Linked DNA regions of Homo sapiens: region 2 is linked to region 1. Evidence: read pairs that join two places in POLR2A ChIA-PET (ENCODE). Cell type or tissue: MCF 10A. All regions are shown on one strand. Region 1 overlaps FNDC3B (fibronectin type III domain containing 3B). Region 2 overlaps FNDC3B (fibronectin type III domain containing 3B).

Region 1 (5,000 bases):
GCTCCTTCCCCCAGGAAACATATTCCCCCAGGAACAATGACAACAAAAAAGGATCTTTGAATTATCCCTCAGATTTGTAATTTTGGACACTCTTTACTTTGTCACACTAAAAATAACCCAGAAATTGAAATCTAGGTAATTGTAGCTATTCCTACTTTTAATCTTAGATATTCTTTACTTCGCTGTTCCTTACTTGATCCCTTTTTTCTTCTTTTTAAATCTAGAAATTAAGATCTAGGTAAGTTTTAGTCATGGGTTAGGTACAGGTACACTTGACGAAAAATTTCCCACAAGCAACAAACAAGAAATAGACAATGCCTATTTTGAGAGATGCTTTAGAAAACACATATCAAATTCTAAACCCCTTACGCCATCATCTGCTTACTGACAGCAGTAAGAGCTGCTAAATGATTTCGGTGTTTGGGTGTCTGAATGCTGATAGCAGAGCATATGTTTGCAGGTACACAATATTTTCTTTTTATGAGAGGCGAAGGAGGAGGAATGGAATGATGGCTAGGCACAACTGCTCTCTTAAAATAATAAACCTTAAAATGTCTCTAGTCAACCACAGCATACCTATTTTGCTACAAACATATCTACTTTCACCATACTTCCACCTCTCATGCTGGCTTCCATTTACCTCCCAGGACAGTGGTGCTAAAGTACAGGGCAGACATGGGGTAAAACCCTGTACACATCTGCTGTTTATAGGGGAAAACCCCACTATTGGATTTTTTTTTTTTTCATTTCAAAGTCCTTTTATTAGTAATGTATACAGCTGTTTTCTCTTGGCTAATAATCAGAACAGCAACATTCATGCATGCTGACTCCAGGCATAAATAATATGCCATGCTGTTTTTGCTCAGCTGTAAAGAACTGGAATTCTGAGAGTCAGGGGAGATGCCTCTGCACTTTCCAAAAAAAAAAAAAAAAAAGTTAATACAGCTGTTTTCCTCTCAGGAATGCCAAAAGAATGCAATTCCTCCCTCTAAACCTCCCCCAACCCCATCTCCACCAATACTGTGTTCCCTGTTCATGCCAGTGTGCAAAGAGAGTTTTAAAAAGATACCCCATTCTTTAATAAAAAGAATAGAGAAAAAAATACTGGGCATCGAAGTTTCCAGTAGTAATATGTGCCACATCTACAACAAGGAAAAAATGAAAATGAAGTGGTATTTTTTGCTAAATAAGAAGTGTGCACACTAGACTGTAAATGACATAAAACACCAGTTAATTTCAGAGAAGATAAATACATGCTTTTGAACCAGGTGTTTTTAAAGTCTCCATCAGCACTTTCCAAGCCTATCTTAATATAATTACATGAAATGTTTATGTACTTGTCTGGCATGTTGCTTTGTTTTCTAAATAAAGGAGCAACTTCAGTTTGAAATAATGGACACAGGAACCTCCACTTTCCATTTCTGTAGGCTTCTCCTCTCAGCTCAGCTTACCACTTTTGTAGAGCCACATAGACCCTGCACAGAAGGCCTTTGTATATAGGTCTCAGCCACATATCTTCATGCAGCCCCTGGCAAAGTCCTCCAAGGAGTCCCTTTATTTTCTGACTGAACACAAAGGTTTTATCTTACAGTAAACAGAGAAGACATTTAACATTAGAGCAATACTAAGACAGTAATACCATAAAGGTGGCTCAAAGGTTTGCATAATGAATATCTATTGTCTTGGTTTCAACTCAAAACTAGCTATTTAAAAAAAGAGCTCAATAATGGGAAGGTACTGTTTCATTACCTGAAAGTTACATTTACAAAACATGTTTCATCTGAGCCCTTCTGCTGACTTATCTAGGCAGCTTGGAGAAGACAACCACGCAAAAGGAGTCGAAACAATATACAACCCTATTTCTTTGTAAGATTCCCCACAGTCTCAATCCACTTGTAGCTTGCCTCTTTCATAGTCTCTGCCAAGCCCACCTGGCTACTGGAACAGCTAGGAGGGGTACCAATCAGGTATCTCTTTTTCTTCTCTCCCAATCAGCTCCAGGGATCCTATTGGAATGGAGACTGGGGACAACTACAGGGATGTACGAAATAATTCATTTACAATCAATACATTGCTTGCAAATTCAGTTGCTTACAAATTCATTCTTGCTCATCTTCCTGGTCCCCAACCACTGTCACAGCAAGGTGAAGTCCTGGTATCTGCTTTGGCCCAAGAAGAGCCTCCTGGCAACCATGGCTTGTTGACTTGGGCAAAGCGGAACACGGGGGAAGGAGAGAAACAAACATATGACCTGTCCACAATCCCAAATATTCTATATTCAACTGAGAGTAACAGAGGAGATACTGCCAGTTCCTTGGAAGGAAAATGTTGCAGGAATCTTTACAGAATTAGGAAATAATTTTCCCCTCTGGGCTTACATTTATATTTTCAATAAAAGCTAGAGGGGAGGAAGAAAACAACTTTGCTTATATTTTTAATATACCTTTTAAATAACATAGATAACGAAATTTAAACAAACAAAAAAAATAGATTGGAATGTTAGGAGCTCCACTAGAAGCCAGTTCTGTGTAAAACAGCAGAGGACGGGACAGAAACCGCAGCTGCAGTGGCTTAAATTGATATGTTGGAGTCAAGAGTGGCTTTTAGGTTCCCTTAGTTTAAAAAATCCTATTTTAAGTTTAATCAAGCAATGAATTTCCTTCTTTGTGGCAAGCATAAAATGTAAAGACACATGAGAATTTTATAAAGTGCCGTTTAAATGGGAATAGGAACAGTCAGCTTTTGGAATGGGGAACAAAGTAACTCATCCAGTGGAAGTGAAATGAGCAGAGCAACTGCTAGGCACCTGTGCAGCTTTTCTCACTCACTCGTAGGTAACATGCTTCCCAATGAGACCAGCTCAATGCAGCCCACTCTTTGAAAAGTGTGGGTATCATAAAGTCATTCCCTGTAAGAAGGTTTCTCTGCCGGCGTGGCCCCATCCATGGAGTGGTTTTTAATTACTTGATACTGGCTAAGTAGCCAGGAAGTCTGACTCATCTCCACTGCTCTTCAAGGTTGCTCTCCAACAAAGTTACCTAATTCCTGCAATAAACAAAACTAGCCAGCTTAAAAAACATCACTCTAGGAAGCATTTAACCCCTGCATTTATCTTAGTATCTTGTTACTGACTACACTGTCCGATGCCTCCACTACCAAACATACCAGTTAGCTCCTACAGGCAGGCCTCACTCAGCAAAGATCATTCTGCAGAAGGCTGCAGCACATTCCGGAGCGCCGCTCAGGCAACCCCTTCACTTGCTCCTTTGGTGGGCTCGAGTATGCCCCTGGTGGCACTGAGGTCGACATGGCATTCCACATCCTCCAAGGGTTCAAAGCACCTTTTGGACAGACATGACCGAGTGCTGACGTGGGCTTGCTGGTGAAGAACCTCAAACATCAGTGATGCACTCTGGGGTGTGGCTGAAAATACGAATGTCTGACACAGACAAAACTTTTATGTCAAGGTAGGAGAGGGAAAAACACTTGAGCAATCTAGCTTAGCTCTTACAACAGTGAGCCAAGCTGGGCACAGTGGCTCGCGCCTGTAATCCCAGCACTTTGGGAGGCCGAGGCAGGCAGATCATCTGAGGTCAGGAGTTCAAGATCAGCCTGGCCAACATGGTGAAACCCCGTCTCTAGCAAAAATAACAAAAATTAGCCGGGAGTGGTGGCGCCGCCTGTAGTCCCAGCTACTCGGGAGGCTGAGACAGGAGAATCACTTGAACCCGGGAAGCGGAGGTTGCAGTGAGCCGAGATCGCGCCACTGCACTCCAGCCTGAGTGGCAGAGACTCCATCTCAAAAAAAAAAAAAAAGTAAAAGAAAAAGATACACAGCAGCACAGTATTTCCATCACACAGACATGATAGAAACTTTAAAAGCATAGATATATAGCAACACTTGAAATAACAGGAAGTGATGAGTATATATTATCAGTTATTAAATATAATTTAACTTGTAAGCTTGTATATTTTAACATTTAACAATGACTATGTTTAACAACCGCTCATAGAATGTCTGAAAATTTAACTGTCAGTTCTCGCATGTGATAGAAGCTATCACCAGCATACCACTGACATGTCAGCTCAGTACTACTCCATCCTACTAGGGCAAAGGTGCCATAGAATGGTAGAGAAATATGAACTCCTTCTCTGGTTCCCACAACTTCAAAATAGCAGGAATCAGAATAAAAGAAAAGAGGGCTAATCTGGTAGAGTCTTTTTATAAGATGAGTAGGAGAGCAGGAAAGGCAGACTGCTGTATGTGACCACCAGGCTTACAGGAGCAAATCATGCTGGGATATGGCAATATGTATAACAGCTGGTATCAGTTTTACTTTTTTCTAGTTGCTTTCACTGACTAAATATAACAATTTGAAAAGTGAGGGTAAAAAGTGCATACATAAGATTTATTATATGCTCATACTATGAGCTGCCAAAGAATACAGTCATCAGCATCAGCATGTTCTGTATAGAGAAAAGACCTACATCATAGCATTACAACAGCTGCCAGGTAAACACCACTGGAATATGTCCACTTTTTCAGAGAGGTGTAACTCGAAATGATCTCACAACAGTGGTCCCCAACCTTTTTGGCACCAAGGACAGGTTTTGTGGAAGACAATTTGTCCCATGGATGTGATGCGGTGGCAGGGCTTTGGGATGAAATTGTTCCACCTCAGATTATCAGGCATTAGATTCTTATAAGGAGTACGCAACCTAGATCCTTCACATGCGCAGTTCACAATAGGGTTCGTGCTCCTATGAGAGTCTAATGCCACTGCTGATCTGACAGGAGGCAGAGCTCAGGTGGTAATGCTCGTTTGCCTGCCACTCACCTCCTGCTGTGTGGCCTGGTTCCTAACATGCCACAGACAGGTACCATCCATGGCCCAGGGCTTGGGGACCCCGGTCTTAGAAAACTTAAAAGTACTGCAGTGAAAAGAGCTCATAGGCTGTGGAAAGCATAAAAACTACATGCAAATCTCAGTAGATTCCAT
Region 2 (5,000 bases), 73 kb after region 1:
GAGACTTGACACCCATAAATCCAGGCCTGTTAGATGGGGATCCCCGTGCAATCTCTCCTGTAATCAGACTCATGCCCCAGATTCAAAGCAAATGATCAAACACTAAGGAAGTAACGACAAATAATATTGTGTTGCCATTCTTAAGGAAGAATCATATCTGCTCTGATCTCTAGACCTTCATTTACTGCTCAATGAGCCCATTTTAAGTCCCGCCATGATTTGATCTAGTATTTTCTAGGGTCATTCATTTATTTATGTCTTTCATCAAAGAACCCAAAAGAAGTCTTCCAAAGCATAAAGAGAACTTTTAAAATGAGAACCTCAAGTTTCAAATATAGACAAAGGAATTAGTAGGACATTGAAATTCAGTTCCTAGAGCAACAAATTAGCAAAATCAAAATATGCCACAGCTAATTGATTTGCATTCAACAAACAGATGAGAGACTTCCCTTTCATTTTTAAAAATAGATTTAACAAGCATATTAATTTTCCACTGGCCGCTATAAATAAATGGAACTCCAAAATATCTTTCTTTGCGAAGGCGTTTGCTCTAGCCAGTCACTGTTAGCCTGACCCTGAGTGGAATGTGTATTTACATTGCCGAGAGGCAGCATTGTGTGCTGGTGGGAAACCACTTCTCACAAACCTCCCATTCAACCGAGGACTCCACAATAGGTACTCACACAGGAAGCACGCCTTGCAAAGAGCACCTCTGCCATTCCAGAAAGAATTTTCCAAGGCAGCAAGGATGGTGGACCACTATAAATGCCATGTTCACAGGCCCTAACTGCCTACACTTCAGGGTCAACAAAGCCAGTGTTGTTCACAACCATTCCCCCGAGTTCTTCCCAAGGTGAAGGGGAAACTCAACAATTCCATTTCATTTTTCTAGATAATCTCTCAGGGTATTGCTTTGTTTTTCTTTAAAAAAAAAATACTAAGCCATAATTGTTTTTCTCAAATATTCTGGAAAGTACTCCCAAGAATCTACTGCTTTTTCAAAGCCAACTGAAAGGTGTTAACATTGAATGTGCAATTTTTAAAAAATCAAAACTTCAAATATTACTTCATAACTCCACTGATTCCTTAAATACCGATTCCTTAAATACCTTAAATACCGACCACTGTGTTTAACTGCAAAGCCAAAAAATTATTTTAACTCCTCAACTAGAAAAGCATGTACTGTCAGTAGTATCATGTTAACAATGACTTCTGTACAGGTACATGCAGGAAATCAAGACAATGGTGACTGCTTACACATGCCATCAAATCAACTGGTGAATGAAAAATGAAATTAATAAATAGATTTTGGCAATTCAATACTAAACTACTAGCCTCAGGGTTTGGCTTTTTCCTCCATACTTGAGCATGTAAGGAAGTACAACCTGGTTCTTTAAAAAAATGTGTTGATTAAATTCTCAATACCCCAACTTCCCAACCTGTACAAGAAAAGAGGCAGCTGCTTCCAACAGTGTTATCTTACGGCCATTAAATAAGTTAATAATATTGGGCAAAGGGCAACTCTTCTGGCTTATTTTTCTCATTTCTTAAAAAAAAAAAAAAATTTCTTGCAGCTCCAGCTCAAAGGATTATTTCTCAAATTAAAGGACTGAATTCCATGACCAATGCCCCTGCCAGTTCTACTAATCTATCAATTTGGGTATAATAATAAAGAATATCACAAGTAATACATACATCTCAAGGATTTACTGGAAGTCTACTTAAGGCAGCTGCTGTAAAATAAAAGATATGTGTATCCATGCCCATCATAAATAATACCATTTACTAGTGTCAGGAAGTTGCTTTTACAACATAGAAAAAGTAAACCAGACTATGAGGAAGTGTTCACAATAGAATGCTTAGTGCAATTTACACAGTCAGATTATATATGTATACACAATTTTTTAAAAGACTGAAATGAAATAGAACCAAAATGTTAATGCTTAACTTATGGATAATAGAATAACGAATAAGTTGTATTTTTCTTTTGAACTTGCTATATTTTTTAAAATATTCTACAATGAGCATCTATAATTTGTATAATGATATAAGTTAACTTTTTTAAGAAAACATAATTCAATTTACTTTGCACCATGTGATTGTTTAAATTTTTGTGAGGAAATACTTTCAAACCACCACATACAAAGAGACCTAAAGAATACAGGTTTTATCCAAGTCTCACAGAACTAATCGTCACCATTCTACTCTGGCTGTGGGACACAACAATGGAAGAACATCTGTGGTTAAGTAATAGATTTGGTAACATTTACAAAACCAGCCCTAAGGTCATGTTTGCTGAGTAATCCTTAGATTAGGCATGCTCACTAGGACCAACCCAAACAGCTAAAAAAGAGGGGTGGGGGAAGCAGGTTCCACAGCCTTACTTTTTTTAGATAACAAGTGCTCCATAAAATCCTCTTCCAACTGCCAAAATAAATCAAACTTTCTGGGTGGAGAACTCGCTGTCAATCAAATGGGAATCAGCAAAGATAAACCTAATAATAGAATCTGTTACATACTTACTTAGCTGTACTAACTATGCTAGTCTCTAACTAGCACAAAAGACTTCAAAAGCTCTTGCTTGAAAAGTACAGGGTGGGGTCAGAGATTTCCTTAGGAGCTGGCAAGCCTCATTCTTTAACAGTGGAAAAGTAACTACCCACTCTTATCTTTATGGGTTCTTTCCAGCCCACCCGCCCTCATCCCATACCTTTTAAAAATATTTGGCCCGTATTTTTATTCCCACATTCCTATGCGTTATAGCGTATAATACATGTTCACTCTAGAAATCTGAAAATACAGAAAAGCAAGAAGAAAGTTTAATTGTTCATAATCTCACCACTCAAAAATAGCCACTGTTAAAATGATGATGTATTTCCTCTCAATCTTGCTTTTCTATTTGAAATTTACAGTAAGGGGCTACAGATTATAATCAATCTGCCTATTTTTTTATTTTTGATACATAACAGTGATACTCATTACTTTAAAAAATAAGCAAGCTGGTTCCTAAATCACATTTTACTTCAGAGAAGATGGTGAAATTCTCCTCTAGGGTCCTGGACTCTGGCAGAAAGATGGCAATAAACCAGAAAAACAGATGATACAACAGGTATGTCCACTGTGCACTCAGAGGCACAATTTCTTTTTATATGATATTAGGCTACAATGACAAAATGCTTTTAGATTGTGTGCACATATTTTAAATAGAATTATTTAAATCCATTATGAAGACTGGATTCCATGAATTAATAAAAATGCAATTCCTTGTTTCTACGTTTATAGGTATGCAAGTTTCTGAAAGTTAAAGGGTGCATTTTCTATCTTCTGAGAGCTACAGGATGTTTTATGTTAACTGTCTGTAGCACCTATTTCACAACTATAAACCTATCCCAACCAATAATCAGAATGAATGTATGTACCAGGAACCAGGTTCAATGGCACTTTGCCCCAGAATACTTAATTAACCCTGAGCATCTAGGTTGTATTGTTACCAGTAAAATTCACAGAGAACCAAACTGGCAATATGTACGATGTGGCTTAAGATATTTTAGAACAATGTATGAAAACATACATCACAGTATGAAACAGTGAAAACTTGGAAGGTATTTTATCCATACAATGCAAAACTCTACAGCCAATTTTAAATGCTGTAGAAATCAATCTGCTAACATAGGAAGGTGTTCACAACACATTGTTTGTAGGGGGAAATAACAGGTTAACAAGGAAGTGCACGCTGTGATACTCTGTGCAAAACTAGGCTTTTTGTTTGTTTGTTTGTTTGTTTGTTTTTTTAACAAAGAAAAGAGTCTAGAAGAACATACACCAAAGTGTTCATAGTGATTTTGATAAAGTAGGTAGAAAGAAGAATCTTTTGATGTATCAATGCTCCAAGACTTTTTTAATGATGCTTGTGTTAGGAGAGGGGAAAAATAGTACACAGAACAAAGAGCATCTTAAGGGCAATCTGATCACATCTGTGCCAAATAATCTAACGGAAAAATGTGAAACAGATCATGGATATCTGGTCAAGGGTAATCCTATTAAACAAAACCCCTCTCTATGAGTACCCGATATGGGTCACTGGCTGCGACAATCTCTCTTCTAAAGCTGTGCTATAGCTCTCAGAAAAAGGTGTGAGCTGTTCTAGGCCCTTCACTTTGGGCCCAGTGGCGCCAATGGGCAGTGGTGGTGGGGACTGTGAATCTCCTAGAAGCTATTTTCAGTTTCAGAATATACCACAGAATCCCAAGTCTGAAAAAGAACTTTGAGAAGTTCAGCTCTGACTCAGGCTTGTACTGTATCTAAACATCCCTAGTAGATCAGAGGCTTCAAAATATCAAAACTTGGTATTTTTTTATTACACTATATCCTTCAGCTAATTATCCCAGGATTTCCTCTCTCAAACAGTTGGTAAAAATACATTTACTTTGAACAACAGGATGATAGGAATAGATAAGGTCAGAATTAGACAGAACTGTGTCTGAGTCAATGAAAAACAAAAATTGCCGAGTATTTTAAAATCACCATTACTGAAGAGAGTATTCCTTTGATGAAGTCTGTTACCTCTGACTCTTCCTTTCCATTACCACCACCAGCAGCAACACCCTAGTTCAGGAACTAGTCAAGTCACTACTAGATTCTGAAAAAGTACAGGACCCATTTACTCTGCCTACTGTCCCTGTCATGTCCCTTCTGTCCACTCTACCCTGCACATGCAGACCATGTAATTTAGTTCTGGAACCTCACTTCCACTAAGCCACTACACACCCGCTCACAGACCAGTGATTCTTCAAGCAGAAGCACCCATAAGAGATGGGGAACAGAGGACTTAGCACTGTGAGGGGAGTCATTCTACAACACTAACCATTCAGGTTAGAGTTTCTCCAGATATGTGCAGGAACTATCAGCAACAGAATTAAGCGGGGTGCTTGTTTAAAAACGCAGATTCCTCACAGATATTCACAGCAGCATTACTTAAATAACTCAAAAAGGAGAAACCA

The links. ChIA-PET counts read pairs that join two places held together with the same protein. Peaks named below come from ENCODE experiments on the same cell type or tissue, not always from the same donor. Only the 100,000 strongest peaks of a DNase experiment are listed, where the experiment ranks them.
Region 2: POLR2A ChIA-PET joins it to region 1 with 7 read pairs; 11 of 35 experiments call an interaction of 5 or more read pairs at or near these places.

What each region holds. Positions count from the first base shown.
Region 1 is chr3:172,167,536-172,172,535 of GRCh38, reverse strand. All of the region lies in intron 3 of FNDC3B (fibronectin type III domain containing 3B), which reads right to left. It overlaps LOC124906304 (a long non-coding RNA gene), which reads right to left. Exons shown (of 2, transcript XR_007096169.1): 2 at 1-5,000. Among named protein-coding and RNA genes, the nearest start is that of FNDC3B, 130 kb to the right of the region's middle. In MCF 10A, a CTCF peak has its summit at 3,264; DNase peaks (open chromatin) are centred at 3,045 and 3,385.
Region 2 is chr3:172,094,581-172,099,580 of GRCh38, reverse strand. The region is part of intron 1 of FNDC3B (fibronectin type III domain containing 3B); the gene reads right to left. Among named protein-coding and RNA genes, the nearest start is that of FNDC3B, 58 kb to the right of the region's middle. In MCF 10A, no CTCF peak of the experiment used is centred here; a DNase peak (open chromatin) is centred at 2,290.